Linked DNA regions of Homo sapiens: regions 2, 3 and 4 are each linked to region 1. A link is a loop called in an ENCODE intact Hi-C map of the cell type or tissue named here. Cell type or tissue: endothelial cell of umbilical vein. All regions are shown on one strand.

The links. Peaks named below come from ENCODE experiments on the same cell type or tissue, not always from the same donor. Only the 100,000 strongest peaks of a DNase experiment are listed, where the experiment ranks them.
Region 2: it touches region 1 in a loop (5-fold over the local background); 5 of 110 quality-filtered maps call a loop at or near these places.
Region 3: it touches region 1 in a loop (2.2-fold over the local background); 2 of 110 quality-filtered maps call a loop at or near these places.
Region 4: it touches region 1 in a loop (2.5-fold over the local background); 2 of 110 quality-filtered maps call a loop at or near these places.

What each region holds. Positions count from the first base shown.
Region 1 is chr4:95,358,376-95,366,375 of GRCh38, forward strand. All of the region lies in intron 1 of UNC5C (unc-5 netrin receptor C), which reads right to left. Among named protein-coding and RNA genes, the nearest start is that of UNC5C, 190 kb to the right of the region's middle. In endothelial cell of umbilical vein, a CTCF peak has its summit at 4,620 (motif pointing right); a DNase peak (open chromatin) is centred at 5,166; H3K27ac peaks cover 305 bases.
Region 2 is chr4:95,161,779-95,169,778 of GRCh38, forward strand. UNC5C (unc-5 netrin receptor C) reads right to left here. Exons shown (of 16, transcript NM_003728.4): 16 at 726-7,621. The coding sequence ends at 7,456. Among named protein-coding and RNA genes, the nearest start is that of UNC5C, 380 kb to the right of the region's middle. In endothelial cell of umbilical vein, a CTCF peak has its summit at 4,338 (motif pointing right); a DNase peak (open chromatin) is centred at 4,363.
Region 3 is chr4:95,285,531-95,293,530 of GRCh38, forward strand. The region is part of intron 3 of UNC5C (unc-5 netrin receptor C); the gene reads right to left. Among named protein-coding and RNA genes, the nearest start is that of UNC5C, 260 kb to the right of the region's middle. In endothelial cell of umbilical vein, no CTCF peak of the experiment used is centred here; DNase peaks (open chromatin) are centred at 3,931 and 7,661; H3K27ac peaks cover 2,431 bases.
Region 4 is chr4:95,262,421-95,270,420 of GRCh38, forward strand. The region is part of intron 4 of UNC5C (unc-5 netrin receptor C); the gene reads right to left. Among named protein-coding and RNA genes, the nearest start is that of UNC5C, 280 kb to the right of the region's middle. In endothelial cell of umbilical vein, no CTCF peak of the experiment used is centred here; DNase peaks (open chromatin) are centred at 4,881 and 6,601; H3K27ac peaks cover 2,841 bases.

The sequences.
Region 1 (8,000 bases):
TTCATCCTTTTTGATGGAGCAAATGACATTCTTCCAAAATTTATTATTTTGAAGGATAATATACCCAATATACTGAAGAAGATGGTAAGGGTATGAGTCACCTCTAGCAATGAACAGTGCTGGTTAATATTTCACATTTTTACCTCTCCTGCCCTTAGAAATCACAATACTTGACACCAGGTCACAAAATTATTAAAACTTCAAGTGGCTACACTTCCTTCTCCACGTGAGTCCTCACTTCTCCTTAACATTTTACTCTGGCAATCCCTTCAGGCTTCTGGCCTTTTCTCCCTCCCTTTGACCCTCATAACTAATTAAATCTGGACAAGTCTTTGGTGAAAATAGTTTCCTTTAAAGTTATTCATTCAAAGTTCCCCTTAAGGCATTCTTTGTCACTTTAGCCCAGCCTGCAATCTTTACATGAAGTTGAAAGAAGTGAGCTATTTTTATAAGATAAAAAAATCTTGCAAGACCTAAATCTACTTTAGGGCCACAGATAAAGACTAGATTTTGAAATATGACAAATGTTTCCACAGCCATGAAACTGTTATTCTGTAGAAGTCTGCAGATAAATAAAAAGTTCCAAGGACTCTGGCTATGCTTAAAGGCAGTTAAAGTTTTAAGATTTCATGTTGTATTTGGAGGTAGTTATATTTGAGGTCTGTAATTAAATTCTACATCAAAAGTAAAAGATTAACCAACCAGTATAGTTGAAGTCATGCCCAATAAGTTTGTTTTGGAAATCATATTGGATTTAAGAATTAAGTAGCTAGTATCCATTTATCAGAAGACAAAAGTGAAGATTGAATGATATAAGAAATTAAGTCTGGGGCTATGCCATGGCTTAAGTATTTTCACTGTTGAGATAAAATAAAAACTTGCCAAGTTGCCAATTACTTTAGACCTACTTCTACATTGTACAAATAAACAGAAAATAATGTTTTATTTGTTTACAAATTTAAGAATCAGGCATGTAACTTCTTTTGTTGGCCAAAGGTGTTCAGCTCTAGGGCAAAAAAAATTGGATGAGATTTAACGACAAGCTTCAGCATCATTTGTTAAACTAGAGAAGTGTTTTCTCAGTTTAATAATTGCTACCTATACTGTTTCTAAAAAAAAAAAAGGTGAGAGAAGTTTTCTTTATGAAGCCATTTTTCTACATTATTTAATAATATTACCTTCTCATTTTTCAGCTACCCTCTGGGACGCAACTTTTTAAAGCTCCCTGTGTTTTTCCTAGATGAAAACTTGGGTTTTGAAACTTTGAGTGTGTCCCAAGACTATCCATCTGTTTAATAGAAGAGCTAGGAAAGGAATCTAGGTACCTCTGGCTTGGTAAGCCTGACTGCTGTAAACATGACACTGCCTCCCAAAATGTGAAAGCTTGGTTTTGAAAATAATTCTCTAACAGTATTATGGTTAGTAACAATATTGAAAAAAATATTTTAAAGAATAACAAATACTTAAGAAGCACTTACAATATGCCAGGTATCCTACTAAGGACTTGGATATTTTCCCTCATTTAATTCTCACAATAGCACCGTGGGTAATATCATTACTGCCATTCTGAAGATTAAAAAACAGGCACAGAGAAGTCCATTAACTTGCCCAATGTTTATAAAGCTAGTAAGTAGCAAACATTCCCTTTTTGCTTGACAAATACTCAATACATAGACTTAGAGAACCATCTGATGAATAATAAACTCTGTGGAGTTTCCCAAGGAGATACCAACATCTATTTATTAGTTATAGGTCTAAACGAGAAATATACAGATGTTACCTTTTCAACAATACGTTTATACATGCTATATATACTGGTCTCTTCAGAGATTACAATGACATGTTCTTATTATTCTTTCATTTGCATTACTTTCTAATTTATTTAACCAATATATTTATAAAAATGTTTTAAAAGTTATCTGTGAATTTAAAATTACTGGTAATCTGTAAGTTAAAGGAAAAAGACTTAGCAAATCATTGTCCACAATATGAAGAGGAGCAGTAAGACACGAATGGCACAGGATATGTATAACCAGTTGGAGAATTGTTAACTGCTCCACAGAGTAAGAGATTAGCACTGTTAAAAGTATTGTGAAATAAATAAACAAACAGAAAATTTGCAAAAAACATACAGGGAAAGGATTCCAAGTTAAGTAGTGCAATACAACTGTAATGTTTAGCCACCTTTCACTGTTCCTTATGAGCCAGAAATCTTAAATTGCATTTTATCCATTGATAGTGTGCTTCTTCAGAATATCTACAATACAAAACAATGATTATGAGCTAATGTAAGCTGAAACAGACGAGAGTGATTTGTGGAAAGATGGAAGCACCAAAGATCTAACTCTGGCCTCTTGTGTTTCAGGAGGTGGATTTCTTTGAACGGTATCCATTTCCTTTCTCCAAGGCCTCTGTTTTATTAAACCTCCAAAAAAGAAATTAGAATTGGCCATCTTTGGAAATATAAAGGAGGCAAATGATTTGTGAAAGAAAGTAATTACAAGGTTTTCTCATGTTAAGGAGGCATTTTAATAGAAACGTACTCATGTCTAGAAAATATAGGTCTGTGAGTATATGCGGTTATTTTTTAGGAAGGCATCCTTTCTGTCTTCCACTTCAGTAAACTCAGAAAGTAAAAACACGTTCTGTGACTGCAGCTAGTTCATTGACATTTCCAGCATATCATTTTCCCAAAGTTTGAGAGAGCAATGGATTGATTTCAGGGTTCACAGTGGGGCAGGATAAGACAGCACGGATCACATGTCTTTCGGAAACAATATAAATTCATAGAGCTATTTCAAGGTTTCATGAAGATGTGATAAAGTACTGGATTTGGTTACACATTTCCTCCTGCAGGGACTATTTTATCCACTCTTCTTAGATAAGTCAGGCTGATTTGTTGTTTTCATACTCTGTTTTTCTTCAAATCTACTTAAATAAGCAGGTTGATTTCAGGGCAGTCCCTTTAACTCTCTCTTCTTCTGCATGCGTTCAACTCAAGTTCTTGTGAAATCATTATCCTTTTCATACCTTCAAGATGAACTGCCACAAAAAGTGAATTAAAAAGCAAACAAAACTAAGTTAAAATAAAATGTGATCACCAAGGATGTGCTGCTCTGTGCAGATGTGGACATGGAATCATGCAGCATTTATGAAAGTGTCTCCTGTGAGTGTGGGCTGCAGATCGAATGTCTGTGACTCTCTAAAACACACAGTCCTTCAGGCCAAAGTGCCACTTCACTCTCACCAAAACTAGAACCACATCCAAATCAAAGCAAACAAAACAAACATTTCAGTAGTCAAGAGTGCAGAGAAATAAGACAGCCATTTGCATTGGATTGTTTTTTGTTGAAATCACTGCCAGTAATTCCGAAAAAGCTTCTACCTACTTGTATGATCTGTCAAAAAAATCAAACTGCCTTTTTTCACAGATTAGGAAATCAAGCTGAATCATACTGAACCAAAGGCTCAAAAAATAGTCTTATGATTCTAATGATCAATCAACCCATTCACTCCTTCTTGTTCTTCAGTGTTCTCAGAGCACCATGCTACGTGACGTATATATATAAAAAACAGATTATCTATTATCTATTATATATATATATATCTTACTTCTAATCACTTACAAACTGAAACAGCCCAACAATTAATGAAAGATAAGGTAAAAAACACACTGGACTCAGTGTCAGAAGACTTACATTGTCAAGTCACATGTCTTCTCTGAGCCCTAGTTTCAACACCTGTTAAATGAGGAATGATGTCAGGAAAACATCTTGTTTTTCCTTTTTCTATCATCTATTTCTTCTTGTTTTGAAAAAGAAACCTCTTCCACCCTCTTAGGCCACGTGGTTCGGTTTCCCACTCGCTTCCCCTCCTGCCCATCGGAGCGTTCCAATCCTCTGACCACAATTATTGGTTCAGGATGAGCACATGACCCAAGGCAGTGTAATTACAATGAAATCTGGGATTTTGCTGTGATGGGGAGAAAATGATTGCTGAAAGACTGGCTGTTAGTATGACGCTGTTCATGGCCATCTTGATGTGGGATGGAAACAGCGAGGTTGCATGGAGCAACACAAAGAAAGGCACAGCTGAGAGATGGAGCAAGAATGTGGTCAGGTCATCATTTAGAGCAATGGATTTGACTGTGATGGAGCCAGATGGGTCTAATTCTGGGATTTTCTGTTACATGAACCAATAAATGTGTTTTTTATCTTTTTGACTTAAACCTGCTTGATTTGGGCTTCTTTCACTTGCACCCGCAGGATTCCTCACTGTTATATCATGTGACAACTGAGCTGACATACCAATATGAATGGTATTTTTGGAAAGTTCTTACTTGTTAAAACACAAAAGCTAAAATCCTTGGCTTTGAAAAATATATTTGCACTTTTATTTCATTCATTGAATAACTTTAAATGAAAACCCCTTCTCTATGCCATAGGCACTCTAGGGCCTGGGAATATGAAGATCAAGAAAATGAAACAAGTTATAAAGGAGTTTATAGGCAAGTGGAAATACAAATGTGTTAAATAATAATAGGATACCATGGAAAAGGTAAAAAGTGTAGACTACAAAATGCAGGGATATCATATTACACAGCTCTAGGGGGCGCCGTTCATATTGTAGTTTATGTAAACATCACCCCCTGGAGTTACACACACTCAGAAACCCTAGCTACACCTCTGCCAGCTGGTGGACTGGGCCATGGACACACTTGCACCAGCAAGTGTTTTCAATCACCATAACGGTTCTTCTTGGCTGTTTCATTTTTTAATGAGCTGATTATTGCTCACTATATCTGAGTTTTTAGGGGGAGTCTCTGGCAGACAGCTGCACCACCGGCTTACCATTACACAAACCAGACACAAATCTCACTGATCTCACTTGGCTGTGCTATCATTTGTTAGTGATCATTTGGCAGAGGCACCACTAAATCAAGAGTCTGCAAACAAAATGTCGCATCCCAGGATTACAGAGGTCTTCGGGCAGTGGGAGATTCATTGAACATCAGATTAAGTTTTTGGCAAAACAAGTGGAGATTTTATGACTCAGAGATCGTTTACAACAGCATACTTTCACATTGTTGCCTCAGTGATAATACTTCATTTTAAGTGGCAAAATCAAACTATAAGTAAATTAGTAGCCAAATTAAAGCAACAGCTGTGTGTTTTGATAGTGATTAATTGCACTCTATAAAAGAGGCTTTGCTTGTCTCTTGTCAGTCACAAAAGAGAGTGAAAGAATGTTCTTTGATATAATGCCCCTTCTGAAACAGTGCCAAGTTAGTTCATTGTTTAGCTACAAAACAAAAAAGAAACAAAAACAAAAAACCTCTGAGAGTTTCATGCAGATGCCGCTTTTCACTGGTGAAATAACAGCTACAGTACCCCTTGACACCTTGGAGAGCCACCCTGAGGCCTCACTCCAGGAGTCAAATTTAGACCTAATCACCTCTTTCCTTGCACAGCAAGGTAGCATCAGCCCTAGGCTTGGGGCAATTGGCCTACCATACGTAGATGCTGAATCTCACACTTCTGGGGGAAGCAATTGAAAACCTCATTTGAACTATACTGGGCAAAGTGTTTGGATAAAGTGTGGGGGTGACATATTGATATACTTTTACATCTGTGTTTACCAACATATTAAGATGTGCCACTTGACTGCATGTTCAAAATGACCCATCTCAATGACTCCTGGTCCCACTTTCTGCTGCCACTCTCAACCATGCCGTGAAACTTTCTGGAGCACTTCCTGGACTGCATTTCAAAAATACCAAAGGTCTGAAGGCTGACAGGTTTGACTGTAGCTGAGCTGGCAAAATACAACACTGCTTTCCTGGCACAGAACATGTGACTCCACCAACAACTGCACAAGCTACATCATTGTGTCTGGAGATACTGAAAAGGAAACCTCTTTTTGATACACCAAAATGCTGCTAAAATGTTGATGTTAGGAGGTGTGGATGCTTTCAAGAACTATATCCCATTATTGATATGGGGACAATTTGACACAGCATTCAATATTTGGTGGAGGTAGTTTCAAGTAAATCTGTAAAGCATTTCACTTTATCTTCAAAATGACTGATATTTTATCCTATTGACACTATGATTGCTTTTGCAGCTTTGATTTAGCTGCTAAGTCTTAGAACCAAATGTGTGGCACCCTGTAAAATGTATATGTAATTTTACCTGCTGGTTTTACGGAGAAGGCAGGGGAGCTCAGTGACCCAGAGCCCAGGCTCAAAGGCCGGGTGACAGATTTCAAATGAGTGCCTTTTTAACTCTGTGACTTGGAATATGTACCTTAATTTCTTTTTCATCCTAAGATATTTCTAAGGTTATTGTGAGGATTACATGAGTAAGTACATCAAAAGTGTCTACAGCAGTGCTTAGTATTGATGCCACACTGAACAACCACTTCATCGTCATCAAATCATTATCATCATTGCCTTATTTTTCTGCCCTACTAACTTTCTCAAGGATTTATCTTATTCATTGCAGTTTATGTATTTTTGTAAGCACTGTCAAATTCTTTATCAAGAAAGGACACCATAAGCAAAACAAAACAATGTAACTAATATAGATATATTTATATTTAAGTATATATTTATTTACATGTAAAAAATAAATATTTAGGTCGGGTGCAGTGGCTCACACCTGTAATCCCAGCACTTTGGGAGTCCGAGAAAGGCGGATCACCTGAGGTCAAGAGTTCGAGACTACCCTGGCCAACATGGTGAAACCCTGTCTCTACTAAAAATACAAGAAATTAACTGGGCATGGTGGCATGTCCATGTAGTCCCAGCTACTCAGGAGGCTGAGGCAAGAGAATCTCTTGAACCTGGGAGGTGGAGGTTGCAGTGAGCTGAGATTGTGCCACTGCACTCCAGCCTGGGCAACAGAACAAGAATCTGTCTCAAAAAAAAAAAAAAAAGAAAAGAAATAAAGAAAATACAATACAACATAATACAATAAAAAATTATATAACATTTAAAAATATATAATACAAAAATTTAATATAATATATATTTTATTTTCTATATTTTTCATATAAATAATGTAAAAATATAACAATATATAATGTAAAAGATAAATATATATTTTCAAAATTAAAATATATCACTAAAAGTACTACTCCATTTTGCTATTACAATAATACCCTTACTGAAAATTTTATAATTCTGTTTAAATATTATATTTCATAATGTTATTTCTAATGGCTCAAACCTATTTTAAAATATTCTTTTCAATGCTCAAATGTGTCAAAGTGCCAATTGATCTTTATCTTTTCAAATGCAGATCAATTTCTAACATACATAGAGTTAAAATGAGACATGTTCTAAATATCAATGCACATGAAAAATCACTGAGAATAAACAACATTAAAGTAAGTACAATAGCAAGACCCAGTTGTCTGGGATGACTGATGATTTCTAGAGATCTGAGCTCAGGCACTCATCTACCAGGTGTTATTTTCCTTTTTATCTAGGGTTTAGCTGCTATGTAAAAAGTGATGTGATTTTTTCCCCCAGGATTTCTCTGCTCTAAAGAATTTTCTGAGAAGTTTTTTTTTTTTAAATCAAAATTATAAGCTGTAATATGCTATGTTTTCTTCCATTTGAAGAGAAATTAAATTTGGTTCAGTGGAATATCCTACAGCAAAGTACTGCCAACCCACTATCTGGTCCTGTCACAAAGGGCCTGGAGTTACCTACTTTTCAAAAGAGAAAGGTACAATTTTATGATGTTTTAGGAAGTGAAGTCGAGGTAAGCATTATTTTGTATTAATAAAATACATGTGATGGGCTGAGTGCACTGGTGTGCACCTGTAGTCCCAGCTACTCAGGAGTCTGAGGTGGGAGAATCACTTTAGCCCAGCAGTTCAAGACAAGCCTGGGCAATGTAGTGAGACCTCCATCTCAAAAATAAAATAAAGTAAATAAAATAAAATATGTGATCCTGAAAACACTGATCAACTTACAAATTATATTTCATCCA
Region 2 (8,000 bases), 200 kb before region 1:
TTTTAAGTCACTTTCTTCCAGCCCATGGCATGGACCAGCTTCTCAGTGCTGGGCAATTGCTTACACCCTTCAGCCACGGAGGCTGAGGGGAGGGGTGGGGGCAGGTGGCAGTCCATCTAAGGAAGTGTCTCCAGGTCGTTCTCTCATGGAGGACAGGGCTGTCTTTGATTCTAGTCTTCAGCCTCACAGCTGCTTCGCACCTCACAGCTGGAGCCCTTGGCTTGCTCGCCCTAAGGCAGTGGCCAGCAGTCCTGTACCAAGCTGAACTCCTCTGCTGGTAGTTGCTTACCTTTCATTTCCTACCTATTAGTATAGTTGTTTGCAAGCTTCATTTAAAATCAGATCTCTGGGGGCAGGGCTTGACACTCTATTTAGAAGCTCCCGCCCCAGAGAATTCTGCAGAAGTTCTAAGACATTGGTTCTCACCCTTAACCGCTCATTAGTACCACCCGGGAGCTTTTAACACCCAAGACCCAGGCTACCCCCAGACCACTTCCATCAGAATCTCTGGAGGTGTGACCCTGGCGTTAGTTCTTAAGGCCTCTCTGGTGATTCCAGTGTGCAGCTGATTTTTTAGTAGCACCATGCTAAAACCTCATCCTGTGCCTGCAGGAGGTTGTGATCACCATCCACGCAGGACCCAAAGCCTTTCTGTCCCACCGAAGAAACACGTGGCAGCTCTGAACACGCAAGAGAACCTTGTTATTAAGTGAAGGAGGCAGCACTTTGTTGCTTATAAATATAATTTATTACCTGTTTAAAAATTCTTTCTTACATTTTGTACATGTTGGCTGACAGAATAAATGCAGGCAATTTACAAACCAAGGGGACTGCAGGGAAAATCAGGATTGGCAGCCAGGGAGAGAAAAGAGGCACACCCGGAGCTGGTATCCCTCACCTCCACCACTCAGCAAGGCGCCGGACAGATATCCGGAGGGCACTCTGCCTCTGCCGGGGGGTTTTTTTAGAAAAGGAATTGCATAGAAGATACAGCAAGAGGGAACTCCACAACAACAAAAGTGTTCCATATCGGAAAAGCCAAGGTTGTCATGTTTTGTTTAAAAAAGAAAAACGACAAAGCACAAAACCTCAATCCGACCTTTCTGCAGTTGAACTGTTCCAAAGGGGACAGTAGGTGGATGACACTGCCTCTTCAACACGACTGCTGGGGATTTTTCTCTGACAAACATTGGTGTCTTCTTTACAAAGAGCAAAGAGGAAGGTCACCAACTTGCTTCAGCTCAACATTAAACTCAACACATATAACACCATGACATCACACACACACAGTGATGTTCCCTGCAACTGGGCTCGATGCATTATGTCTGGAGGGCGAGGGCTGCGCTACCAATGGCAGATCTAGGAAAGCGTGAAGAAGAGAATGCAAATCACTTGTTCCACTGTTCTGACTGCTGTACTTTTTCTTGTCCATGGCCTGGAGGAGTAGACATCTGAGTTTTTACCCCTACATGTACAGATGCCATTTGTTACTTTCGGGATAGAAAAGGCAAAGGTATTTTACACCAGCTGTAGATTTCTTGCTCTTATATGTCACTCCGAACAGAGTTGTTTTAACATTGAGAACCTATGTAGCTCAGGTCCCCATTCTCTGATGCTGCCTCCATAGTGCTCAGGATCAGAGGCCAAAAGAGAGCCCATCAATCCTTAGGCTGCTGATCAGCAAAACCTGCCTACAATTCATCTTCTACACACCAGTACTGAGGGTTATTCCACCCCGGATCAGCGCCATCAGGTTCTACAGCTGGTCTGATAGTACTTAGTCCAGTAGACCTTTGGAACTTAAAAATGACACACAATTTAGACATATTTGTAAAAGACCCTTAAATGGTATGACTTGCAATTTATATTTTTGTTGAAGGACAAATCTGAAATGGTATGTTAAAAGGCTGGCATTCAGTAGCAAATACTATGGCAGGTGGGCAGCTGACTATATCTCAGGGTAGCTTCCTTGTTTCTACTCAGAAGCTAGTTGGGCCACAACTGTCACGACATTCTGCAGAGATTCCCAACCTGGGATTCCAGAAGATCTCTGGACAGGTCCCTTCAGTAGGCAAGCGTCTGAGTAGACAGCAGGCTGATGAAGAGCTGCTAATAATTGGTGGGCTTGCTGTGCCAGTACACTTGCGGAGTACCTGTTGGTTTGTCCTGCTGATGCCCCCCAACCATGCTAAATAGGTCTGAGGCACACATTACATTTGGTTGAATGAGCCCGTTAATATCCTACCACAGATGAATACAATGAGGTGACAGGAAAACCTAGGAACCATGACTTATGAAGACTGGCTGTTAAAGTAGCATTTATGAAAATGGGGTAAGCACAAGGCTGATAAAACTAAAGGATCTGGAAGCTCATGGCTAGACTTAGTCTGCAGAGAAAACCCACCCAGTTCTACACAAAGCCATCTCCCCACTTTTCAAAAATAGGTTTTTCACACTAGAATTCTGGAAATGACTTCATTTGGCTTTCCTGGCCTGTATGGATATGGGTTTACATAACATTGGTTACAATATATTTATTCCCCCTTATGCCTTATTCCATTAAAAAGAAATAATTAGAGATGCAAAGGAAATCTTCCAAAGTGATCATTACAGCCAGAGATTATACAAATAGATATCTTAGGGTAGAGAAACATTACTTCATTGCCCAGAGGCAAAGTTCTAAAGATTTCAGTCAATACTAGCTCAGCAAGGTTAAAGAATATATAAAAATAATACAAAAAGAAAAATAAAAGCCAAAGAGTAATAGTTGGTCCTATGAGGCACTCGAGAGGTAAAAAAATGTTTTGTTAACTTGAGATAATAAAATATTTTCCTTATTAGATCTATAAAATCTAATGCTTATCAACCATTATCTTGAGCAATGATGTACTGCTTCACAAAAGCTCTTCCATTCTCAAAGAAGATGGATAAAGTCCCATTTCATTTCAGCTGTGTTTCCATGGGACCCCTCTCATTCATTAGCCTTGGGCTTACACTGAGTTCTCCACATGAAACTGATGACTTGTCCAGAACAACTGCCCAGCAAAAGCTAAGACTCATTCAACTTGAAGGCTTGAAAACCCAACAAGTAAACCTTTTCTACCTTCTTTATGCTCTCTTGCAAGTCCTTATATAGGTTTATATTTTCCTGGCCCCATAGGGGCAGACCTTATAGAGGCAAAGACCTTTGAATTCTGGGGAGATGGTGATCACCTTATTAACTCCCTTCTGCATACGTGGATTACAGAGGAGTAAGCAGACCAAGAGCACAGCTGCTGTGATCCTGACAGAGACACACAGAAGGACACGAGACAAGAGCCTTGTTGCTCTTTGCCAGGAGAAGTGAAAAGTCTTGATTCCACCCTCAAAACGTTGACTTTTCAGATACCTTACTTGTAGGAAAAAATACCTTAAAAAAATTACTGGTCGCATAGTTTCAGGGTGTCCTGAACTCAGTCCCCACGACTTTTTTCTCCTGAAAATCGCTCTACTTTTTGATAGTTGAGAGACTTAAATCTATAAAATAGTATATATGAAAATGGCTAATGATTATGCAGTTTGATATTGAACACCTCACCCAAAAGTTGTCCAGTTCTTGAAGAGCCTAACTTGCTCACAGCAGGATGGGGGTTTTCTGCATAGCAGAGGTGACTGTTCATTTGGAAGATGCCGTTTGTGAAACAGCTGTTAGCTGTGAGAACCTTGGTGTTACACAGGTTTGTCATCACCATGCCAGTTATCAATTCTGAATCCAACTTCTATTCCTTCCAGATACATTAAGGAAACTTGAAAGAGTGTGATAAGAAGAAAATAAAAACAGGATGAAACCTCTGCCTTTGGATTCCCAAATTCAGCAGAAAAGAAGCTGCTTTCTTCCCTTTGATTAACAACCCCAATTTTCTCTTCCCTAGACATAGTATTCCATTCGCATATATAAGACTTATTTCTTTCTAAGCAGATACTTCTTACATTTCCAAAGATAAATATTAAGGAACTAAAAGGAGATTTAAAGTATACAAACCCCAATGAAAACCATAAGTGTTAAAAATGACAACTCTTCAAAGACTGTTTTATATAGATTTTACATAGTTCTGTTACAAGAAGCAACTGAAGATATGTTGTGTATGAATGAGTTGATGTACTGGGCTCACAGTGACCTAATATTGAGATGAGTGATGCAAATGAAAAAAAAGTGAGAATAAGAAAATTATAAATTTGAAGTGAAAATTTCCCTACATCTGTTTGTCATAAAGGTCCTTGAACTCTACAGGTTTTCATTCCCTTCGTCAAACACATTCTAGTGAATATTAAACTCAGGTTAGATTGTGTTGTACACCACTAGATGGCAGCATGCACAAATGATAGTTTTTTCTATCCAAATGAAACCAGCCAAACTGCCTCTCCAGCGGTGTAGAAAGAAGCAGGATGTATCACATAGAATGGTTGATGAAGTGGCTTCCTATGAAATGAACTGTTATATCTGGACCTTCTAAGTTTGAAAGCAATCTAACAGCTATTACTTTACTCCAAAGGAGAAGGAAATCAGAATTTGTAGTGAAAATTATTTGGTATAAATAGTGTATGTATGGAAGTTGTCATTCACTTAATAGGAAACATTAAGGGTTCTGACAGATGAGTACCTCACACACGAAATCAATCACTTTTCCCTTTTCTGGTGGTGGGAAGTTGAACCAAAAAAGCATCTGAAGTGAACCCCAAGGGTTCTCAGTGACTTCAGTAAGACAAACAATTCCTGTTTGTGTTCAATAGTTCTGTGTTGGTGACTTTTTAGTCAAAATAAGTTTTTAGTAACAGTTATGGAATTGATTCATGTTCATAGCTACATAGTTGCTCCCCTCTAGTTTTCACTAGGCATAGAAGTTTCTTTGACCATTCAGTTCAGATTCTAGTTCTTGATTTCCATAGATGATTCCACAACCCTGGTACTGATGCGTAATCTTGACAAGTTTATTTCAAAATGTAGGAATGGACAATAGCTCTCTTTCCTCCTCCTCCTTTTAAAAAATGTGTGTGTATAACTGCGTGTATATATATTTGATTTTTAATTTAGAATACAGTTTTACTCATTGCTACAAACATCCACTGAACTTGTTTATAGTGCAATCTCTCCCTTCCCCAGTCAGTGTACAAATATTTTAAATATGGAAATCCTAATGCAGGGGGTGGGCTGAGAGAGATTTTATAGAATATATGTATGTATGTCCAAAACAGAAGATACGGAATAAAAAGCATGAAAGAAAGAAGAGGTTCCATAGCAAGGTATCAGCAGTTCCTCAGGGATGAGGATGGCGGAGGCATCAAGGAATCTCAAGATGCTACCAAAATAGGAGCGGAAACATGGAAAGATGGAAGCACATGTATAATTCAAGTCTGTTCAGCAACTTGTGTGCCTCCAGCCTAAAAGTAAACCACAGTCATGTTCTAAAGGTTCCGATTCATACACATGTCTGCTTGTTCTTCAGTTTTGGTTTTGCTACTGGGCTTTGATTCTTTAATCCCCACCTGCTGAATGAATTGAGTCCTTGTGTTTGTTAAAGAGCTTGTGATGGTCCCAAGGAAACATAATAGTTGTTTACACAAAGTAGTGTGTTGACTAACAAACATTTTGCAGGACAAAAGTTTTTAAAGAGCTAACTAGACAGCTTTTATAAATGCTACTGAATATTATGACAGCAAAGAAAGATTAAGGGTGGGGGGGTGTAGCGTAGAAAAAAATGCACCAAGTTCCTACTGCCAGATAAACTTGTAGGAGTGGTCTAGATATCAAGATGCCAAGACAATAATAAAAAACAGAATTTGCAACCAGTCAGGAAGGCTGGGGGCAGGGGCATCCCAAGAGAGGCTAAGAAAATGATAATAAAGGGATGTCATCTCTCAGTGAACAGCATAATGCAATGATGCAGAGCGACTCAGGCCAAACAAACAACATCATAATGCTGGTTAGAATAATCATCTTCCTTGTCAGAACTACTTGAAAGGCGTAACATAGCCTGGGCAAAAGACCAGCTGATGATTTTTAAATGATGATCCAGGTCAGAGTCCATTGTGGTCTTCAGACTGATGAATGAGACTGGAGGCATCACGGTGGAAGTTGAGCATTTCAGAACTTGGAGATGATCTAATCCCACCCTTTCACTTTCTAGTGAGGACACTGAGGTCGTGTGGTTAAATGACTTTCTCAAGGTGGCGCAACAAGACAGTGACAGACCCACAATGAGAACTGGTTTCTTGATCTCCAGTTTAGAGTCCATTCCTCCAACCACACTGCCTCTAGAGTAGAGCACCATAGGGAGTCGACGTGGGGCCACACAACGGCAATATTAAGTGAACTTAATAGAGAACACGTCTCCTTAAGACTCCTCAGAGGAGAAAGAAAGACCCTGCCTGAGCAAGCTGAAGGAACAGACTGACAAAGCCATTCAGCATTTATCAATCACCTTTCTGGGGTGGAATAAGGGAAAGGTAAAAGGTCAAGGAAGTGATGCATGTTGAATTAAACTGATGACCACACCCACCTTGATAGGTGAAAAGGTGGGACAGGTCTAGTCAATAACCAAATACTAACAAACAGCACTGCTAACAAAAATAGAAATTTAAAAAAATCATTTTACCAGAATACCTGTAAATAATAATAATACCTTTAAAAAAAAACACTTCATATTGCATATTACAAACAAACACACATGTTGTGAAAAAAATGCTTGTTTGTGGGGTTGAACATGAATCACTGTCTTCCCTGCAGTGCTACAGCTTTATTCCCAAAGGGCACCAGAAGGGTCCCTCCAAGGAATAGGAGTCTTAGTTATTTCTTTTTTACACTTAGATTCTCCACTTCCCTGATACAAACAGTAACACTGGTTCTACAAGTTCTAGAAACAGAACACTGATGGGAGGATTATCTGAGACACTTGATGCACACGATTTGTAGCAAAAGTCTGTGATTTCTCTGTAAATTACTAATCTGAAATAGACACAACAAACCGTCCACAGCTTCAACTTCAAATGATTTGAACAAAAATAGAACGAGCCATGGACAGTGTCTGCATCCCTGTCCAATTTGATGTAAACAACATTTGTAGAAATTGGGTTTGTTAAGAAAGTTTATCCATATATCTGGATAGCAATAAAAAGCGTTTCCTAGGAAACTGTAAGATCCTGTACCACACAGCATACAGCCCAACTAAGAGGAAAATTAGGTTGATAGCTAAATTCAAGGTACAAATTTACACAATTTTTCTTAACTCCCGTGATGATGTCCGAGTAAAGTGGGCATGTACATGGGCAGTTGTATCTGTTTTCCTTCTGGCTCCTGCTGCAGTCTTGCCTGTGAAGTGCATTGGTCTCATCTGGATTTCCTCCTCAGCTGTGATTCACCTGGACGGCCACAGACTCCCTGTGCATTTTTGTCCTTCATTTCCCCTTCCAGCATGGTGGTTAATACTGCCCTTCTGCTGCTAAGGACACCACCGTTTCATGTCTTCCCATTTCTTCCAAGACAGCTGCCAGCATGCTCAGGTTTCCATCTGGGAAGTTCTGTGCTTCCCAAAGATCCAGGATTACGCCAGTTGGGCTGGATTTGGTGGCAAAGTAATTCAAGTACCTGTAATTGGGAAAGAGAAAATGTGCTCAACAGTGTGACTTACATATCTATTTTTCCTCAGCTAAACCTTTCTGTCTCTCTACTTGTCTTTAAGTTTCCTGGTCCCATTGTGGCTGACAGTGAGCCATCCTAAATAACTAGCCCATGCTTAATTAGATCAGCCCCAGACAGGGGATGTGATGTTTAACTTTGTGAACCTCAGCTCTGAGTGAGATAATTTAAGAGACAAGATGTCTATGGGTCATATTCTAAACAGGAAATCAAGAGACTTATGTTTTCTTTCTAGTCCAGGCTTGGATGATCTTTGACAGGTCATGCCACATGTTATGTTTGGTAGTGACGGTGACACTCCACAAAGTAGACGCTCCAGAGGTCTCTT
Region 3 (8,000 bases), 73 kb before region 1:
CTCATCTGCATAAATTTTGTACACATAATTCTCACACACACTTTGGCCATAAGGTCCATAAACTATAGTATCTAATATTCCTTATTGTTCTTATGGAATTTCAGGTTTATTGCTGTTTTTCAAACTGAGTGTTATGACCCTTGAGAGGGTTACAACATCTATTCAGTGGATTAAAACCCAGCATTAAAAAGTGTGAAACTGAATGAACAGAAGTTATCAAGATATACATAGTCTTATAGATGTGTTTGTGTATATACACTCATATGTTTCTGTGTGTAAGGATGCGGGTATGTGTCTAGTGGATCATGATATCAACCTATTTTTTATTGTAAGTCAAAAAGGTCTGAAAACCACTGGGTAGGCTAACACTGTGGCTGAGAACAAGGTTTTGGCATACAAAACCCTGGGTTTAGGTCCTGACCCTACCACTTGACTATCCATTTGACCTTAAGCACATTGCTTAACCTCTTCCTGCCTTAGTTTCATCAGCTTATAAATGGGTATAATTTCACAGGGTTATATAGGAAAGGTCACCTATAAAATTCTAAGCACATGCCTAGCATATAGTAAGTGCCCAAAAGATAATAATCCCCCACTCTACTTTTTCCCCGAAGTATTAATAAATTTTATTAGGCTATACATCTACTGTTATCACTACTAATCAAAATAAACATAACCAAGTGAGACAAAGCAATTGGGAGGGCTAATAATTGAAGGTGATGTTTCATAAAGAGATATGCAGGTATTACCCTGCTGTGCTTGATTAAACTGCAGATTCCACACTCAGGTTGGGCCCTGGGAATCTACAGTTTTAACAAACTCCACAGGTGTGTTTTCTGCATAACACTAAAATCTGAGAAGCACTGGTTGATGAATTGATTCGTTGATTATGGAACACCAAGTTACGCATGGCACTGTGGGCACTGTAGGAGGCTGTGGGGAGCCATGCAGATCTGCTTCTGCACGGTGGCTCTAAATGCCTGCTTTACTGGGTCCGTGTTGGTGTGTCCACAGAGTCCCAGAGCTCACTTTTGTACCAGCTGATGGCTGACATTGTCTAGCACAGGACTTGAGTTTCATATGTCTCCAGGGGCCATTCAGGTAACAAATGGGAGAAAGCTAGGCATAAGATTTTTTTTCTTGAAACATGACACCTACCTGGGTTGTCTTTTGTTTCTAACTTTTAATGGAGATGTGGGTACAAAACCAATCAATCAGCTTCCTCTTTACTCTCGTTACTTAGCTCCGGCTGCATGGTGCCAATAGGAATGCAGGCTCAATGGGCCACAGACCCCAAATCTGATGACTAACAGAAGTTGGTAATATGGAGTTTTATGAGATTTTTTTTTCTAACTGTATATGTTGTCAGCTACTTAAAACTTTATCAAAATACTTGTGTGGGCCAACATTTTGAGGACTAAACCAAAAAAGTGGGATGCCATATTGCACCTGTGGACTGCTACTTTGAGACCAATGGTCCAGATAGTTCAATGCTGAAAGTGTCAAGTTACCTTAATGTTTCTTGTGGCCTCTCTCTCACCTCAAGAGAAAATCCCCAGAGCCTTTTGCTTCTGACTGTCAGACACTTAACCAAGAAAGCCAACAAGAGATGTTGGTGAGTAAAGCTGTTTTTGTTAGTAGGATTGCATACATAACATTTCATAAATTCATATTTTATAATTATTCACTTATACTCCTTTACCTACTTTCAGAAGGAATGTTAGGCCATAAATGTGGGCACTTCAGAAGATTAGCTGACATTTTTAATAAATGTAAACCAATAGCACCTGAGTTAGGAAAAGAAAAAGCTTCTTGATGGCTGAAAAGACACTTTGCAGTCATTTCTGTAATTCTTGATGATTACTTAGAATAAAAATGTCTCTACATTCTTTTCGGAACCAATGTTGTCATTTCTACAATTGCTTTGAAGAAAAACCTGAAGCTCTTTCAGGTATAGCAGGAAACAGTTAAGAGTGGTTATGATCTGAATTATTGTTCTTTAGAGTAGGAATGGCAAATATTTGGAACCACTACATTCCCTTCCAGCTCGTGTGTCTATACCTAACTGACCACGATATTCTTTTCTCCAGAGTCTGGATTTAGCTTCAGGATCTGCTCCAACACAGGACTCTGGGAGGCCACAGCGGAGCAGGGATTAACAGGCAAGATGCAATGAATCTGCATCCTCAGCCTAGAGTTCACTGCACAGAAACTCCTGATATGCAATGTGCCTGCACAGTTATGGCCATGTTTTTATCCGATATCATGTCACTGCTTAGTTTTACTTCAAAAAACAAACTTAATCCCAGCCTTGAATGCTACATATTAAAATTTAAAAAATACTTTGAGATCAAATAAATCTTGGTGCTTGGTGCTGGGTATATAGCAGTGCCTTAGTAAATGCTGAGTTAAATTCAGTTCCCAAAATAATCTGGCAATTCCCTTTACTGAAGGCCTGGAAACAATTTCCCTTATGATATATAACTATAAAATGTCTTACAAGTCACATAGTCCAACCCCCTCACTTTACAGATTATTTATTTATTTATTTATTTATTTATTTATTTTTTGAGAGGGAGTCTCGCTCTGTCACCCAGGCTGGAGTGCAGTGGCGCGACCTCTGCTCACTGAAAACTCTGCCTCCTGGTTTCACACCATTCTCCTGCCTCAGCCTCCCGAGTAGCTGGGACTACAGGCACCCGCCACCATGCCTGGCTAATTTTTTTGTATTTTTAGTAGAGACGGGGTTTCACCGTGCCAGCCAGGATGGTCTTGATCTCCTGACCTTGTGATCCGCCTGCCTCAGCCTCCCAAACTGCTGGGATTACAGGCGTGAGCCACCGTGCCCAGCACTTTACAGATTATATAACTAGAACTGTGAGAGGCTAACTCACTCATTCAAGCTCACCAGCTATTTAGAAGTGGATTACTCCATGATGTGAATTTGCTGGAAAATGGATGCCGCGTAGCAGCTGTATTTGTTTCCAGTGGAAATTTCCACAAACTTCCTGGCTTAAAACAACAGAAATATATTCACTTGTAGTTCTAAAGGCCAAATAATTGAAATCAGTTTCACTGAGCCATAATCAAAGGGACAGCAGGATTATGCGCTCCCTCTGGAGTTTCTTAGGGAGAGACCATGACTTGCCTCTCCCAGATTCCAGTGGCTGATGGCATTCCTTGGCTTGTGGCTACATCCCTCTAATCTCTACCTCTGTGGTTACACTGCATTCTCTTCTTCAATCTGTGTCAATCTCCCTTTGTCTTTCTCTTACAAGGCATTTGTGATGACCTTTAAAGCCCACCTGGGCAATGTCAGAAAATCTCTCCATCTCAAGATTCTTAACCAAATCTGCAAAGATCCTTTTTCCACATAAGGTTAATATTTACAAATTCCAGAGATTAGGACCTGATGCCTTTGGGGGTCATTATCTATCCTGCTGTGGTGGTTACAAGCATGGAGCCTGGATCTGCTCTGCCATAGTTTAATCCTAGTTCTGTACTTACTGAGGTTGCTATGTTTTCATTTCTTCATCCATAAAATGAAGATAATTCTATTACATATTGTATAGGATTACTGTGATGATTTTAAAAGGTAATATAAATAGCACACTTAGGACAGTGCAGTTACATAAAGAGTCCTCTGTCAATGTACTCATTTACATACCCACTTCCTCCAGCCCCTAAATCAGCATTGCTGTCAAGTGTTCACAGAGTTGATGGTTGTACTGATATTTATTTCTTTAAATTTTACTAAGAAGCCAAACTCCAAATATCAGAAATAAGCTTCTTGCTTCCCAAATTGAACTGGTCTTGACAAAAAGGCCCTCGATCTGTGGAAATTCTGTACTTAGAAGAGCTTCATGTTGTTATCTGCTGCTGGCCAGCTTACTCACTTTCTGACCTAGGCCTGACCCTGCATTAAGCAAATACAGCTGCTGTACTATGATTCACATTTTCATATTTTCAGGTGCTTTTCAGTTAATTCTTTTTACACACTCACTGAACAATGGTGTTGAACACATTCTAATATTTTTTTAAAAAAAGCTGTTTTAATATATTTTCAAAGTGCTCCTCTAGCAAATGATTTCATGGTCACTCAAAGTAATAATACTGTGTTCTTAAAGGGAAAAAAATGTATCTTTCTTCCAATAATGATGGAAAGTGCTAATTATGTTGTCATAGCAGACTAGAATTTATGCTTAAATCACCAAATCTGGCTGTTAACAGGAAATAACTGCTGTGAACCAAACAGTGAAGCATATTTTGGAAGAACTAGATTGGCCTTCAGAGCTTTGGGCATTTATTAAAAGTGAAAAATGCCTGACTTAATGCCATAGAGCCCTGAAATGTTAGCTATGGTTTTCTTTTCCAGGAATAGAGTATCTGATTTTTGCTGGAATTTTTAAAAATAAAGAAAAATATTATTATGCTAAGCAACTCTTATTGTGGTTTGTAAATATAAAGGTTATAGAATATTTTAAAAATTGAAGCTCGGTGCAGTGGCTCATACCTATAATCCCAGAACTTTGAGAGGCCAAGATTGGGGATCGCTTGAGGCCAGGGAGTTTGGAATCAACCTGAGCAACAAAGTGAGAACCCCCATCTCTACAAAAAATAGAAAAACTAGCAGAGTATGGTAGTAGGTATCTGTAGTCCCAGATACTAGGGAGGCTGAGGTGGGAGGATCGCTTGAGCCCAAGAAAGTTAAGGGTGCAGTGAACTATGCTCATGCCACTGCAGTCCAGTTTGGATGACAAGCAAGACCCTGTCTCTGAAAAAACAAATTAAAGAAATAAAAAGTTTGGTGGTGTTTTTTTTTTTTTAACTTATCTTTCCTTCTCAAATATTGTAAACAATAAAACAAACAAAAATCAACTATATGCAGTTCCCTCTATAGTTTGAAAAGTCAAGAATGGTTGTATGTTTTTTGCAACTGTGTGCAATGAACTGGACTGCAAAGAGAAAAGTTTGTTTAAAATTCAGATTCAGTGTTTCCTAAACAGGTGACATGGGCAAGTTAGCTAATATTTCCATGATTCTGTTTTGTTATTTACAAAATGAAGATAACAGAACTTACTTCATAGGATGTCGTATGAAGATTATGATAGTTAACATGAACAAGGGTCTTATAACAGAGTTAGGCATACAGTAAGCATATAATAAATGTTGGCTACTAGGACAGAGACTAAAGAAGAAAGAATAAGGACAATCGACTTTGATTTTTTTCCTGTTGTTTTATAACCGCATTTTGCTTTTGTAAGGGGTAAAGTTTTCGTTCTCTCTTAGGAATTTACCACAAACACTTTCATAATATCATAACTCATAACCAGGAAGAGCGGTTAGAATGATCTGCAGCAAGTCAGCAGAAAGGTAAGCTTGGTAATTTCTTCAGTCGTGCCAAGCCCTGGCTATCACTTACTGCACTGAGATCATTTAAATGAGAGAAATTCCAGGGAACAAAGACTCTTTAGAAGGGAGGACAATTTCAGCCATTCTTCGTTATTTCTTGACTTTTGGGCATTTATAGGACAAACACATTTGTATTCAGATAGTCTTGTTAAAGAGTTTTTTAAAAAAATAAATATTTCAGCTAGCACTCCAAATGACATCCACTACAGAAAAGAGGAAGAAAAAAAATCCATACAAGCCACTCTTTTATATTCAAAATGCATCTTTAGTTTCAGAAAAAAAATGATTATATGTCATCACAGTATTTTTTAAGGTATGTCTTAGGGATAAATAATAAGAAATATGCCAACTTTATGGATGAGGAAACTGACATACCAAAAAGCTAAGGCTCTTTTCTCAGAGTACAAAAAAAAGAATGCAATGATTGCAGACAAGCTGTTTTCTTGCAAATAAGCATTTTAGCCATAAACTTCACTTTTCATACAGCATAAAACATACTTTAATAACACATTTTTGTCCAGTGTGTTACCAGCCCTGCCTATAACATACGTATAGATGATTTCCCCCAAAATATGACTTATGAGACTGTGTTCTATGAATTCGTTGTCTACCTCTCAGAATAAATATGAGCTATAAATGCCTAAGAATTTGTGGGGCATCCATGAAACTTGGGAACTTCTGACCATCTACAAAAGCAAATATGTTTGAAAAAATATAGACTGACACAATCAGGTATACATTATAATATTTAATCTTGAAATAGGAATAACCTGATAATACAACTGTCAAGATTTATATAAAACAAGAGTATTAATTAATTTATTGTTTAAATATTTTTCCCTTATCTAAAAATGTCTAAAGTATATATTTAATCTTATCCAATTCAAAATATGGCCTCTGTTACTTATAATTGGATTAATGTGGGCTTTAATGGTTGTTATACAAGGTATCATACTACAACTCAGAAATGTACCTTAGTAAAAATGCCATTTATTCTGGTGTACAGGGGAGCCTGCTGAATCCTGCCAGTACATTTGGTGTTAGGCTACTAGAACTGTTTATAGTATGACCTTCATCTTTCAGGATGCTTGTTTAAAGAAATGCATTATTTTTGTTAAATTGTATAATTAATTTTGTTTTATGCCAAGTAGAGTAGACAGGTAGAAAATAAAAAAGTAACACATAAGGCCACAAATCAGGACTTCTGTACATGTGAACCAATATAATAATTCATGAGATTACATATATATATACACATATATATACATATATATACACACACACACACACACACATATATATATATATATATATATATATATATAAATTTTTTTTGTTTTTTTTTGAGATGGAGTCTTGCTCTGTCACCCAGGCTGGAGTGCAGTAGTGCGATCTCAGCTCACCGCAAGCTCTGCCTCCCAGGTTCACGCCATTCTCCTGCTTCAGCCTCCCGGAGATTACATATATATTTAACTGGAGATACTTAAATACAGAAATGTCAATTCATTCATTCCTTTATGATATTTCTTGAGTCCCTACATTGTGACAGGAATCACCCTAGGCGTTTTGAATTAATCAGTGAAAAAACCAAACCCAAATCTTTGCCTATGTGGACCTTACTTTCTAAGGGGGTGAGGGGGTACAGAATACAAACCATTAACTAATAAATAAGTAAATGTATGATGGTTTAGAAGGTGAGAAGTGCTATGCAGAAACGTAATAAGTACAAGAGTGTAGAGGCAATTACGTCCAGCTACCTGATGTTCTTGAATTCCTTGGGGAAAAAAAGTATTTTTATTAAATGAACAAATGATTCACATTGAATAGTATCTTCACTTTTCCCCATCATGTACTTTCAATTTAATTCAATTTTATTTCATTTTTTTATGTTTTAATTTATTTATCAGCAGCCACAGGCAAGGGACGTCTTCTAGGCACTGGAGACAACAAGGAAGAAAAGAAAGTCTCTGTCCTTGTGAAGCTTACATTCTGGTATGGCAGATGGTTAACTCAAAAGAAAACAAATAATGATGAAGAAAAATGTTATGGAGAACAATAAAGCAGGATTAGGATTAGGCAAGTGACAGGGTTGAGGCCCGGATAGACAGACCCCTCTATAGGAGTGACATCTCAGTATAAATCTGAATGAAAGAAGAAAGTAAGCCAGTTTTAGACTTGGGGTAAGAATGTTTCAAGTGAGAAGAAACAGTTCTTGCAAGCAGCCTATATGTGGAATGAATCTATTGCATTCTGGAAACAAGGAAATGGATGTGGTTAGAGCAGACAAAGCAATAAGAAGAGAGGCAGGAAGCCAAGGTCTGTTTATGTTTCTGTATTATAAATAATAGTGAGCTTTTTTTTTTTTTTTTTTTTTTTTTTTGAGACAGGATCTCACTGTCACCCAGGCTGGAGTACAGTGGTGTGATCATGGCTCACTGCAGCCTTGACCTCCTGAGCTCAAGGGATCCTCCTGCCTCAGCCTTCTGGGCTGACAGTAGTATCCCAGCTGGGATCACAGGTGCACACCACCACACTTGGTTAATTTTTTTTGGCTTTTATTAGAGACAAGGTCTTGCTATGTTGCCCAG
Region 4 (8,000 bases), 96 kb before region 1:
TCATTATAAATGACAGATAGAAATGTAATTGATTTCATCCTGTTTCATTTCAGCAGTAGCATTCAAACTAGGCTAAATGAGCTACCTAGACAGGCGAGCAGGGATGAAAACCTCATTTCTCCTATTAAAAGCTGTATTTCCAATAAAAATTCAGTCTTTATGCCAAGTAATTATTTATCAAAACTTGTAGTACATTTGGGTTTTTTAAAAAAAATTAACAATTTGATCCCTATGGTCAAAGGAGATAAAGTTTATACGCAAATTTTTATTACAGAGAAATATGATGACCAATGGAAATTTTTATGCCTAAAATTTATTCTATTAGAGTAAAAACCTATGGGGGAAATGGCATAGAAATATAAGTTAAAATAGAAAAAGGAATACTGTAAGTTTCCCTATTTTTTTTTTTTTTGAGATGGAGTTTCACTCTGTCGCCCAGGCTGGAGTGCAATGGCGTGATCTTGGCCCACCGCAACCTCTGCTTCCCGGGTTCAAGCAATTCTCCTGCCTCAGCCTCCCAAGTAGCTGGGATTACAGGCATGTGCCATCATGCCTGGCTAATTTTGTATTTTTAGTAGAGACGGGGGTTCCTCCATGTTGGTCAGGCTGGTCTCGAACTCCTGACCTCAGTTGATCCACCTGCCTCGGCCTCCCAAAGTGCTGGGATTACAGGTGTGAGCCATTGTGCCTGGCAAGTTTTCCTACTATTAAAGAAGAGTTTGTTCTTACATTTTCTTAATCGGTAATGTTGAGTAAGACATCATTATGGTGTCTGCATTCCATTGGATAACTTTAAGTCAACAATTCTTTTTAAAGATGTCAAATGTTTATAATATACACAGACATGGCATCTTTTCCCACTATTTAATTTTTTTGATAATATTTTTTAGATACCAACATAAAATGTGCAAGGAGATATGTATTTTTTAAGTCTTTTAGGGATATGCTAGCAAAAATTTTAAAGAGCACTTCACAAAGGCATGAGAGGATAGTGGTTCTGTTACCAAGCAAGAAATTCTACCAGGGGAGAATGAGGAAGGCTGAGAACTGGGAAGACTAAAGAACAGGGTAATAGGAGTGGGAGTTGGAGGTCAGTGAATGGAACTCTCCAAATATGTCTCCTGGATGCCTCTGCAGTTGTGTTTATGCTGCACTTTCACAGAAGCCCAGTGAGATTTTGCCAAAAGACACTCAAGTCTCAAGGCCAAAAGCCTAGAGATAGGACCCAGCTGTGCCATTCACTGAGTCTATGCTCTTCAGCAAGTCACATAAAATCACTCAACCTTATTTTTCTACTTCTACAACAAGAAAAGTAATATCTGTCCTAACTTCCTCATAAGGTTCTTGTGAGGTTTGAAAAGGATACTATATGTCAAAGCACTTTTGATGACTTCTGTATAACTCTGAGCTGGTGTTATGGTGATTTCTTCACATAGTAAATAATTTATTCTACAACATGTCCTTATTACTTTAAATAACTTACAAACTAAGATAAAAGTTTAGTAAACAGGGAAGAATGATATCTAGCATAAAATAAGAGATACTTAAAAATATTTTCAATGGATACATTTTCCATTAAATTCTGTCCTAAAGACACCATCTATTTATACATTTCCAGATGCTAGAACTCACAGTGTTCAGCATAACTGAACACTGTGGTTTGTTTCTTTCTCAGGCAATATGCTCTGGGGTGAGGATGCTGAGCAACAGTGTGATATAATTCTGTAAGGAACAATCTTCACATTGTGAGTCTTTATTCAACAATCAATGAAAGACCAACAAAAATAGGGTCATCCTACTTCAGCTGAAACGTGTTAGCAACTAGGAAAAAGGAGAAAGTTTATTCAGAAGACATGAACTTGAAGGTTTACATGCCACTCTGAAGACCATGCCCAATTGAAATCTTGCACTCAGAAATTCACTCACTGGTAACTTTCTAATATTTGTCCTCGTAGGCTTGTTGAGACCCTGGGTCACCAACAAAGTACTCAATATTTTTGTAATTTTCCTTAATCTGAGCAGATGGCATATGTCTGTTTCAACAAACTGAATAGTCCAAAAGATATCAACTCCCCCAATGCTCTTTCTTTGAGTCTCAAGTAATACAGAAACATGCCTGCATCTCTTCTAACCTAAAAACAAACCAACAACAAAATTAAGCCTGACACACCCACCCTCCCCAGCTATGCTTCAGACTTCTCTTTCCCTTAGTGGCTAAACTCCTTGAAAGAGTGAAATATTCCCAATCCCTCTCTATGCACCTGCTCATTCACTCTTCCATTTAGCCATGTCTGGATTCCTGATCCCCACTCTACTCAAACTTCACTTTCAAAGGTGATCAGTGGCCTTTCTCGTTGCTAAATCCAAAGGCATCTTCTCTTCTCTATGGCAAACAGCTCCACTGTCCCTCTGAAAAGCCTCCCTCTGCTGTCTTTCCTGCCACTTGATTATCTGTTCTTTTGCAAACCTCTTTCACTGGTCCTTTTATAACATCCAGCATTTTCATATAGTCCTTCTCAAGGATCTCCCTCTCTCTCATTTTCTCCTCCTTCTACTTTATATCATGGTCCTTTGTCCTGCATCAGAATCACCTGGGGAGCGCTTAAGCCATCCTGATGCCTGGGGCCCCACCTTCAATGGTTCTTATTTAATTGGGCAGACAAAGGGCCCAAGAATCAGTGTAAAAACTCCTCAGGTGACCTCAATGTGCAGCCAGGTTTGAGAATGAGATATGCACTGGTTGAGTGACTTTATTCACTCTCAAGGCTGACAACTCACAAATCGTTATCTTCAGTCCCAACTTTTCTTAAGCTCTATTCATACTTCCAATTACTTTTTAGATAATTCCATCTGGATGCTCAACAAATACAAAAAAAACATAATAAGTGCTGAATATGATGTGATCGATTCACACTGCAATAGGTGTGAATCCATCACAATATCTCCTCACATTGGCCTTCTCTCTATAAACTTTGTCCTCCAGTCTTATTCTTCTTCAATAATAAAATCATTAATGGATGCTGGAGTTGAATTTCTCTTTTCCATTCAAAAATTTCTAAAAATTTTCATTATTTATGAAGTGTGTATAAATAATAACACACAACACAATGAAATGTGCTTTCTCTACTTTTAGAAAATTGATGAGATGGATGTGACACTTTTTAAATGAATGACTTCTCCCCAAATACATATTTGCCTGGGGTTTATCTGATTAGCTTATGAAAATTATCAAATGAGATCACACAGACAATTTGTGTCATTATAATGAACCAAATTTTGAAAACATACAGTCAAAAAAACTTTTTTTTGTTATAAGGAAAACAGTGCTTTGGAGTCAGGCAGAGTTGGCTTTGAATCCCAGCCCTCCCACTAATTGAGCTTGCAGCCTTGCGCAGGCTATAAGCTCCCAGAATCATAATCTTCACCTGTACAAATGGAGGGTGCATCCCTCCTGGGGTTGTAGGGGGATTTAAATGAGATACGAAAAGAAAGCACCTGGAATTAGGAGACAGTCAATAAGTGTAATTTAATTGCCTCTTCCCTAGAACTAACTTGACCCTACACAAAGCTATACCTACCTAAATGTATTTTAAACAATGATGATTCAGTGCCTCTTAGTGTCTCTATTAAGAAGTACATGTACATATCTTCAAATTCATAATACCAAATTAATAATATCTTCCAAAAAAACACCTGAAAGAAATCTGACTTTCAATTTACCACTGCACAGGACTATAGGTAGTGGTTTATGAGTCTTCATACATAAAACACTCCCAGTGAGGAAAGTGTCGTCTTATTTACAGCCTCAATCCCTGCTAGTGTATGTACAGAAGAGATGTCATATCTCTAGCCTTTCTACATGGGGACCAATTCCAGCTCTTGCAGTAGAAGGAGAAAGTGTTTAGAAATCCCTCCAACAGTGAGGTCATTCAATTCTACTGACGCCTTCAGTCTGGTACAGTGTTCTCAAAATACTAACATGATTTTATTAACGAATATGAATGATTCCTAATTTGATTACAATTTTTAGGACTAGAGCATATTGACAGTATATGGTATGTTCCCAGAAAAGGTGTATAAAACTGCCATCCCTACTTGTGTGCAGTGTGATTTAAGGAGCAACTTTTTATAGCTCCTAGACTCATGGTTTTATAGTTTCGCTGTTACTGCTATTTTATAATAGTCAGAACCATTGGCTGCCTAAGTCCTGTCAGGGAAAGAGAAGTTTTGTAGCAAAACAAGGAGATCATTTTTCAATGGCTCAGGCTTCCATAATTTCTTTTGAGTAGCAACTCCAGCATTCAGCAACCCTCACATTTCAAAAATGCTCTGTTACCTCTTTCCTAAATACTTTATTCTTCAGTTTAAATTTTTATTTATTTACAGTATCAGCAAAGACAGAGAAATATGGATTAAATTTTCCAGTGGATTATCCATTTATAGCTGGTCACTAAATATGGGATAAGTTATAATCCAGTTTTATCTTGACTTTCCGTAGTCATTTTCTCACTTCCATTCACTCCCCTCTCATCTTTATTATTAAACATGATAAAAATGAAGCTACCAAAGACAGATTCCAATGTTCTTGTATTTAGAGTGTATATAATGGGACCCCATTTAGATAAGACAGTTATTTTCCAAACAATACTTATTTCCAATAATTTTTCTCATGGTTTGCTATCAAAAGTTTTAGAATTATAACTATGCTCATGTTTTACTATTAAAAAACAGAAGACAAATATCTGGGGCAAAGTGATATAATTTTAAAAAAGGACAACTATGGCCTCTCCCTCAGTGCTGCATTCTTCACAATGCCCTGGGCAGAAGGAATGTGTCCCAGGGTGATTCATATATTTGGGGGTTTCCTGGAATGTCTGACACTAGGAGTAGTAATCATAGCTATTTTCCAATATATTTAATGTATTTTCTGAGTTGTTCCTTTTTAAAATAAGCAAATTAGTGTCACAGTAAGAAAAAAATTTATAATCTGACATTCAAGTCTTATTTTCTGTTTCTAACAAGAGGGAGAATATATTTGTAATCACAATAATATAGACATTATGATAAGAAAGGATGATGTTGCACCTTTAGATGATACAAATACATAGCTGAATATCATTAAGCATTTAGGAATGTGAGCCATAGTCGGCAGAAGGTATAGACTTTTAATTCCAAATGAAACAAAAAGCTTTATCTTCTGATACACTTTGACTATCTTCAAGAAGACTAATGTGTTGATTTTATAAGTGTCTTCCTTATACTTTTAGAATCAATACAAGCAGGCACTGCTTATATTATGAAATAATTGGACTATAACCCCATCTCTTTCTAAAGCCTTGCCAAGTATGGGATGCAAATGCCAGTAAATAACAATACAAAAAAAAAATCATTTTTTCCCCATCAATCAGAATGCTCCAAAGTTCATATATCATGGAAACATATAAGTAGAAATTATAACAAATTATAATCTGATTCTGATTTACATGTTTATAACACCTTCAATATGATCCTGTAGGCTGAATTTTGTGATTTTTTTTTTTTTTTTTTGAGACGGAGTTCTGCTCTGTAACCCAGGCTGGAGTGCAGTGGCGCGATCTCGGCTCACTGCAAGCTCCGCCTCCCAGGTTCACGCCATTCTTCTGCCTCAGCCTCCGGAGTAGCTGGGACTACAGGCGCCCGCCACCGCGCCCGGTTAATTTTTTGCATTTTTTTTAGTAGAGACGGGGTTTCACCGTGGTCTCGATCTCCTGACCTCGTGATCCACCCGCTCGGCCTCCCAAGGTGCTGGGATTACAGGCGTGAGCCACCGCGCCCGGCCTGTGATTTCTTTTAGTGTAACCTTTTACATAAAGTTGACTTTTTAAGGGTTTCAAATACCTAAGAACTTGTTTATTTCTTTAGTTCAGGATAAATAAACAACATCCCTGCATTTTACCAAAAGGGCAATGTAATGTTTTGTTGTTGTTAAAAAGGAAGGAAAGACCAATTAAATTCTTTGCAGAGATACTTCAGAGATAGGTGGACTTTGGTCAGGACCATGCTAACAATGAGAGGTTCTCAGCTCCAAAAACCACTTTTGGCATCCTTTGCCCTTCTGATACACAAACTTGTTAACCCTATGATTGGTTAAGGAATTGTCTAATCATATATGTCAATAATAGAGAGCAAAACATCTTGCAGTTTTCTTATTATACTCTCCTGTGAAAGACAGATGTGTTGTGTCTAATTATTCACTGATTGGTATCGGGAGAAACGTTAACATAATTGGCACATTTGTTCTAATTAACAGAGGGAAACTGCCACATGCCACCCAACATGAAAAGTGAGTCCAGCAAGCATTAGCTAGAAAACTCCACGTCTATCAGAAAGGTTACTCTGTTAAACTCATACTGAGGCCCATCAAGTCAGAGCACAGGTTGAAAATGATATAGCAGAGTTGAGAACTGTGTGCACACCTAAAAGAATGGAGATTTAGCCTAGAATCCTTGTCTATAGGTACATTAATCAAACAAATGGGAAAAGCAATTATGGGGCTATTATCAAATGTACACTCAGCCAAGCCAAGCTTCTCCAAGGAGCATTAGCTAGTAGCTGGGAATCTGCCAAGTTTTACTGACTGGTTTGGAAGTGACAAATCTGACGTTTTTGTGTATTTGTTTGTTTTAACTTTGTCCTTTACACCAGAGCTTTTCAAACTGCATTTTAGAATCACATGGAGAGCTTTAAAAAATCTCGATAACCTGGCTATATATCATGTCTATTAAATCAGAATCTCTGGGTGGGATATAAGCATTGGTAGATTCTAACAATTCCCAGGTGATTCCACTGTGCCTCCACTTCTGAGAACCAGTACTGCAGAGTGGTTTTGTTTGTTTGTTTGTTTTCTGAGACAGGGTCTTGCTCTGTTACCCCAGCTGGAGTGCAGTGGTGTGATGACGGCTCACTGCAGCTGTGGCTTCGACCTCCCAGGCTCGAGTGATCCTGCCACCTCAGTTCCTGGAGTAGCACACACCGCCATGCCTGGCTAATTTTTATTTTTTTATTTTTTGTAGAGTTGGGGTTCTCTTACATTGCCCAGGCTGGTCTTGAACTCCTAGGCTCGAGTGATCCTACTGCCTTGGCCTCCCAAACTGCTGAGATTACAGTTATGAGCCACTGTGCCTGGTGAAGACTGGTTTGATGATCTTGCTAAGATTTTCATTAAGAGTTCTGGGTCTGAGATTCTAAGCTCCTAGATCGTGTTGATGTAGATAATCTATGTACCACAGTTAGAATAGCAAGGCCTTGACAATTTTTTTTTTTTTTAAATGAGACCGAGTTTCACTCTTGTTGCCCAGGCTGGAGTACAATGGTGCAATCTCAGCTCACTGCAACCTCTGCCTCCTGGGTTCAAGTGATTCTCCTGCCTCAGCCTCCCAAGTAGCTAGGATTACAGGCATGCACCACCACGCCCGGCTAATTTTGTATTTTTTTTAGTAGAGATGAGATTTCACCATGTTGGTCAGGCTGGTCTCAAACTTTTGATCTCAGGTGATCCACCTGCCTCAGGCTCCCAAAGTGCTGGGATTACAGGTGTGAGCCCCCGTACCTGGCCAAAGCCTTGACAATTCTAAAAGACATTGATAGCTAATACTCTTCTGTAGACTTTCACAGGTAGGTTTGGCTCTAATTGCTCCGGAGTTTGAAGTCCTACTATTATTTTCTTATTTCTCCCACTGGTGAAAGGTATCTCACCTTCCCTTGTAGGTGCTTTAAACAATCAAAAAAGTTCTCTACTGTGGATAATTATGCTGGATGTTCTCTCTTGCTAAAAACCAGAGGCTACTTTGTAGATTTTTGCTTCTCAGTTTTGGAAAAAAACAAGTATCCATTCACTTCTGTGTTGACCACTGTGAAATATACTTTGCACCTTTCAGTAGGTTTGTGCAAGTCTGGGTATTTTTGTGCTTTAAAAAAAATGTTGGTCTTTAAGCAAGCTGAAATTATATCTTTAGACAATG